Regions from separate parts of the Homo sapiens genome. Here region 1 is linked to region 2. A link is a loop called in an ENCODE intact Hi-C map of the cell type or tissue named here. Cell type or tissue: ascending aorta. All regions are shown on one strand. Links, peaks and the distances in the headings refer to the core of each region. The heading gives the core; the rest is flanking DNA.

The links. A loop is a pair of places that touch in the nucleus more often than their neighbours do. Peaks named below come from ENCODE experiments on the same cell type or tissue, not always from the same donor. Only the 100,000 strongest peaks of a DNase experiment are listed, where the experiment ranks them.
Region 1: a loop joins it to region 2, with 2.3 times the contacts of the local background. A loop is called at or near these places in 1 of 110 quality-filtered maps.

The regions. Positions count from the first base shown.
Region 1 is chr13:28,733,753-28,736,667 of GRCh38, forward strand. No RefSeq gene overlaps it. Among named protein-coding and RNA genes, the nearest start is that of SLC46A3, 16 kb to the left of the region's middle. In ascending aorta, for the core only: no CTCF peak of the experiment used is centred there; no DNase peak of the experiment used is centred there.
Region 2 is chr13:28,567,010-28,569,924 of GRCh38, forward strand. No RefSeq gene overlaps it. Among named protein-coding and RNA genes, the nearest start is that of FLT1, 73 kb to the left of the region's middle. In ascending aorta, for the core only: no CTCF peak of the experiment used is centred there; a DNase peak (open chromatin) is centred at 1,601.

The sequences.
Region 1 (2,915 bases), core at 143-2,642, 170 kb after region 2:
AACCTCCTTTTATTACTACAGATCAATTCTGCTTTGGAATTCAGTATTCTTGCTTAACCCTGCCTCCACCCACCTCTCCTTCTACTTTTACCTGCTATACATGATCAATCCCATATACCAGACTTACCAACTGGGAAAGTACTGTTCTCCAGTGAATTAAGCACTGTTTGCCAGGGATTCTAGGTTTGAGGAAAAAGTAAATTTGAACACTTCTAATAACTCATCCAACTCCAAAATGTTATGGTATTAAGTCCTGAAAATGACACTAGGTAATGTAACATACAGTTATGGACTGAATTGTTTCCCAAAATGCACTGGTTTAAGAGCTTACCTCAAATGTGACAGAAATACTTGGAGAAGGGCCTTTAAAGAGGTAACTAAGATTAAATGAGGTCTTTAGAGTGGGTCCTAATTCGAGAGGACTGGGTGTTCTCATAAGAAGAGGAAGGCAGGCTGGCATGTTGGCTCACACCCGTAATCCCAGCACTTTGGGAAGCCAAGGCAGGCAGATCACTTGAGGTCAGGAGTTTGAGCACAGCCTGGCCAACATATATGAAACCCCATCTCTACTAAACATACAAAAATTAGCTAGGTGTAGTAGTATACGCCTGTAGTCCCAGCTACTTGGGAGGCTGAGGCGCAAGAATCTCTTGAACCCGGGAGGTGGAGGTTTCAGTGAGCCGAGATTGTGCCACTGCACTCCAGCCTGGGTGACAGAGCAAGACTCTGTTTCAAAAACAAAACAAAACGAACGAACAAACAAGAAAAACAAAAGAAAAAAAAGGGAAGAGACACCAGGGGCTCGTGTGCACAGAGGGAAAGAGGACAGTGAACAGACAAGACATCCCTGCAAGTCAAAGTAGACATTTGCAAGCCTCAGCAGAAATCAAACCTACTGACACCTTGATCTTGAACTTTCAGCCTCCAGGAGTATGAGAAAATAACTCCAAAGGGCCATCATGGCCCCAGAGCTCCCTGGAGGCCCCCTGAGGCCTTGGTTGTTGCTGCTTCTCCTGTGGCCTTCACTCCTCTCAGGCGTCCACCCCAGGGCCTCCTCAGTGCACTTCCTGTGCCCGTAACTCCATCTTGGAGTGGGCTTCTGGGCTTCCTAGGAACCAGACCTATGACACGCCCTCTACCTTTCCATATTTCTCTTCCGGGGAAGAACATTTTGACAGCATATCAAGAAGGTGCCTCTTACTATTACAGCTTCTTTGAAGTACAAAACTTAAAAAGTGACTCATACTGGAGGGTATTTGGGTGGAGGTTAAGGGGTCTGAATAGACGTTTTCATAGGCCCTTTTTATAGGACTTGCCTGTTCTAACTCACTGTCACCTGATAGTTCTTCCTTAAATAGTCAGAGGGCTTAGAGGCTCAAATAAAAGCAAAAATTACATGTCATGTGCCCAATTCTGTTGTTCTCAGGCCAAATTTAGCTTCTTTCCCAAGCTTCCAGAAGCCCCAAACAGTTTCACTTTCAACCTGCTTACCTTTCTTGTACAAACTAAGAAAAGATTTGGGGTCATCACAATTTTCATTTCATTGCAGAAATGAAAATGACAATGGACTGAATTTTTTTCTTTTTCTTTTTTCTTAAAGTAGAGACAAGGTCTTGCAATGTTGCCCAGGCTGGTCTCAAACTCCTGGCCTTGAGTGATCCTCCTGCCTCAGCTTTCAAAAGTGTTGGGATTACAGGCATGAGCCAATGGAGTGAATTTCATTGATAATTTACTCTTTACCGAGCATCTATTCTCTGCTGGATACTCTACCATGAAATACAAAAAAAGGTAGACGAAAAATCCTTGCTCTAAAGTGATTGCAAAACAGACAGGTGAATTATATTAAACAGAAACTTGTCATTGTCACTGGAGACATGCGCAGAGGGAGGCCATTGGCCATTTTAGAGAGGACCTGATGATGGCAGCCTTGCTTCTGGAAATCAAAGTGAAGTCCAGGTCTTGTGACCCAGGGGAACGTGAGCCATGGGAATCTCTCATCATTGACATCAGATAAGGACCTGTAATCATTTGTTCTGACTCTGCAAGACTTAGCCTTGAGTGAAACGCAGGAGAAGGCTGCATCTCCAGCTGCCTTGGAGCGAGGTTTCCCACACCAATCTTAGTGTGGACTGTGGGGCGGAAACCTCTTACAAATTGAAAAAGTCTTTTGAGCTCTTCAGAAACAGATATGGCGTAAACATAAAGACTATGTTTGTGATATTCATACAAAATGGAGTAACACAACTCCCAGTTGTTCCATTTGTACCAGCAACTGCTATTATTCACGGAACCTATAGCCTCAAAAAAATGTTAGTATATTTATGTCTGTCTCGTTTCCTCTAGGAGTCCTATGTCCTTAAAAAAAAATCACATTGAGCCAAATATGTAACTTAGGTAATGAGTACAGGAAGCGCTCAAAGATTTAGAAGAAAACCTCCTCAAAACCACATAGAGGAAAAACACCAAGATTTAGCTGCAGAATCCATCTCCTGCCTTCTGTCAGCTCCTAGGGGGACCACAGCTCAGCAGCATACATTGTGTCTCTACTCTTCTCTGGGAGTGTCATCTACAGTGAAATGTCAAAGGAGAATTAAGCATCAGGCAGAGATTTATATGAAGCCTAATACAAGACCATATCTTGTACTTGGTATGAATTTTGAGACAGTTCTGAAGCCAAAACTCTGGAGGCTGTCACTGGGCGATGCCAGTTTGCATAAACCTACCATCACTTTCTCTTGTTTTTGTCAAGGGTTACGGCTTTAGGGTATGGGGATGTTCTAGAAGTCCACTGGGGCTTCTTACTAGCACTAAGTGTGATTTGGGCTGAGTTGGGCTACATGCTTGGAAGTCAACTTAAAACTTAAAGAGATCCCACAGAGACTATAAATTAGCCTTTCACTTTAGGATTCCCTAAA
Region 2 (2,915 bases), core at 264-2,763:
TGTAACCACCAAAGTATGTTACGTTTTATCACCTGTTGAGGCTTCAAAGCACGTTCACACATCATTTATTTCAGGGCTGATCTGCTGACCCATATGAGGACAGCCATACCAGTACCTGTTCCAATTGGCTGATGATTGCACCACATAGGTTATTAAATATTTTGAAATCGCCCCTGAAATTGAATGCTTATGATGTGCACAGCCATTGTGTTTGGGTCACTGTGTCTCACTTAGATTGTAAACATCTTCATTCATTTATTCATTCAATAAATATTTAAATTCCAGGAACCATGCAAGCAACTTAATGGTGAAAAGAAAAGAAAAATCACAGTTTCTGCTGCCATGGGCCTTACGGTCTAGTGGTAGAGGTAGACAGAATTTAAGAATCACAAAAATGAATGGGAAATTACAATGATGATGCCTGGTACCTGGGCTTTGAGAGGCTACGTCTGTAGCCAGGGAGGTCACTTGAGGAGGCGACGACCGGGCTGAATATAAAGAAAGAGGAAGAGTTAAGCAGGTGAAGATGGAGGAAAGATGGTAGGTGGGAAAGAGGTCCTGTGCGAAGGTACTGTGGTCAGAGGCAGCATGGTACATTTGAAGGACTGAAAGGAGGCCCAAGTCACTGACATGCTGCGTATAACAGGGAGTGTGGTCCAGGGCGAGGCTGGAGTGTAGCAGGACCTGGTAGGTCATGATGATTTAGATCTTTGTCCTCTGGGGGCAGAGGTGTGGATGGTTTAAGCGAGAGCATGGGCTATAAGGGATTGTGACCCCTCTGGAGTTAATTTTTAGTACAGGCATACAAACCATACCAGAAGGGATTATGGTATTGTAATAGAATAGACTCAAAAAAAAAATCTGCTCAGAATCCTGTTTCTGATTCATTTCAGCACCACCCCCTCATGGCCACCTTTTCCTTTTGCCTCTCCTGGAAACTTGTGGCTTCGTAACAGTTCACCCATACAGCTTGGATTTAGTGAGGGAATGTGCAAGCTATTTCTGTCTGTGGCAGTCCCTGAATGTTTCCTACATACAATTCAGGCTAGTTGTGGGTACAAGCTGGGTCGATGGACATCTCTTGCCACTGCCTGCCCCACATTCAATTCCCCCTTCTCCTGGCAACAGCTCCCTGATGGTCCTTTTGAGAATCACATCGTGGCAACTCTAGTTCTATCTGAGAATGGCTGGCCAACTCCACCCCACCCCTGCTCCCTCCTTCCCCAGCTCCAAGGCAGAGCATGATCCACTCAGGCTAATGAACATACTCCATCCTATCATGACTAGCTCAAGGATCAACCTCATTCCGAGTCTCATTCCTAGAGCTTCTTCTGGAGTGACAGGGCTGCTCTGTTGTTCCTCTGGGGTTGCTGTGCTGAGGAATGGTCCTGAGACTGTCACAGGCCACTCTGCAGAGAGGATTGGCCTGACACTGAAGCCAGTGTATGAGGAACTAGAGCTGAGAGAAAGAGAGAGAGAGAGAAGCCAAGGCCTGATAGTATCTCTTAGAGCTTTCAGCAGCTGGCTGCTTGGCACTGCTCCAGCTAATTGGAGCTGGCTTCTCTTACTGGTGACCCAAAGAGGCCTGTATGACATGCCCGGCACTCAGGCTTTGCTAACGCAATGGGCATCCTGTCACCAGCACCACTGTGCTGCTCCATCCAGCAGTTGGGTCCTCACTGATACCGCCCTCACCATCCCCCGAGCTGGGCTGAACCTTGCTTTTACTCTGACAAAACTAGAGCTTTCTCTCAAATCCTCTGAACACCAAGGAGGCAAAGTCATTTCTGCCTGGTTCTCTTGTGCTCTTGACTGGCCATTCCCTCTTTTTCCAGCATAAAGTGCACATCCCTAGGTTATGCCACCCAAGAATTCTTTCTCAGCTCTCCTCAACTGGACTCATTCTACAGGAACCAAGAGATAGGAAACTTCAGGATCCATCAGCACTGCTCTCCTTCTCACGTTCTCAAGCCATAACCTGCATTTCATGACATTCTTTCCCTTCTTGGGGACAGTTCCTGTCTGGCTACCAAGACTGACGTCTTCCCTCCCGGCCCTGCAGTGGCTTTCCTCCATTTCGGCTTTTCCTCCTCACCTGTCATCACCTTAAGCCCCTCCATATTAGGGATTCCATCTTTTTTTTTCTTTTGAGACAGAGTCTCACTCTGTCACCCAGGCTGGAGTGCAGTGGTGCAATTTCGGCTCACTGCAACATCTGCTTCCTACGTTCTAGCGATTCTCGAGCCTCAGCCTCCCAAGTAGCTGGGACTACAGGCGCCCGCCATCATGCCCGGCTAATTTTTGTATTTTTAGTAGAGACAGGATTTCACCATGTTGGCCAGGCTGGTCTCAAACTCCTGATCTTCATCTACCTATCAGGCTGTGGGTCTCTGTCGCCATCTTTCTTGTCTTTCCTAAGTATTCTCATTGTCTTCAGAATCAGGGCTCTCTAACTCACGTTTCCAAGTACATGCCCTCGCCCTTTGGTTTACAACAGAACACACTATACACACTGCTGAAAGTTAGGAGAAGTATTTTCAGAACCGGAAGTGATGGTAGACAGCGTGTATTCTGCCCTCTCACTTTATACGTAAGAAAATTGGAGACCAGATAGGTTGTAGTTTGTCCTGATTACACAGATGGTTACTTAACAATTGATTAATGGTCCAAAAAGATGGCGGGGAAAGATCACCCAGCTACTCTTGTTGTTTGACTTTAATGAAATACTGAAACCAGTGCTTGTTAGTGAAACAATAACCAGTCCCCTCCCCCTACTCCCATTGGTTGACTTGGTTGTCCTGCATTGGGCAACTGGGAATGCTTTGACTAATTTAGATTTGGGAAAAAAGACAGAGTTGGGAGCTTTGAGTATTTGAGATTAAGCTGAAAGAGTAATATGAACAGTGGAAGGGACA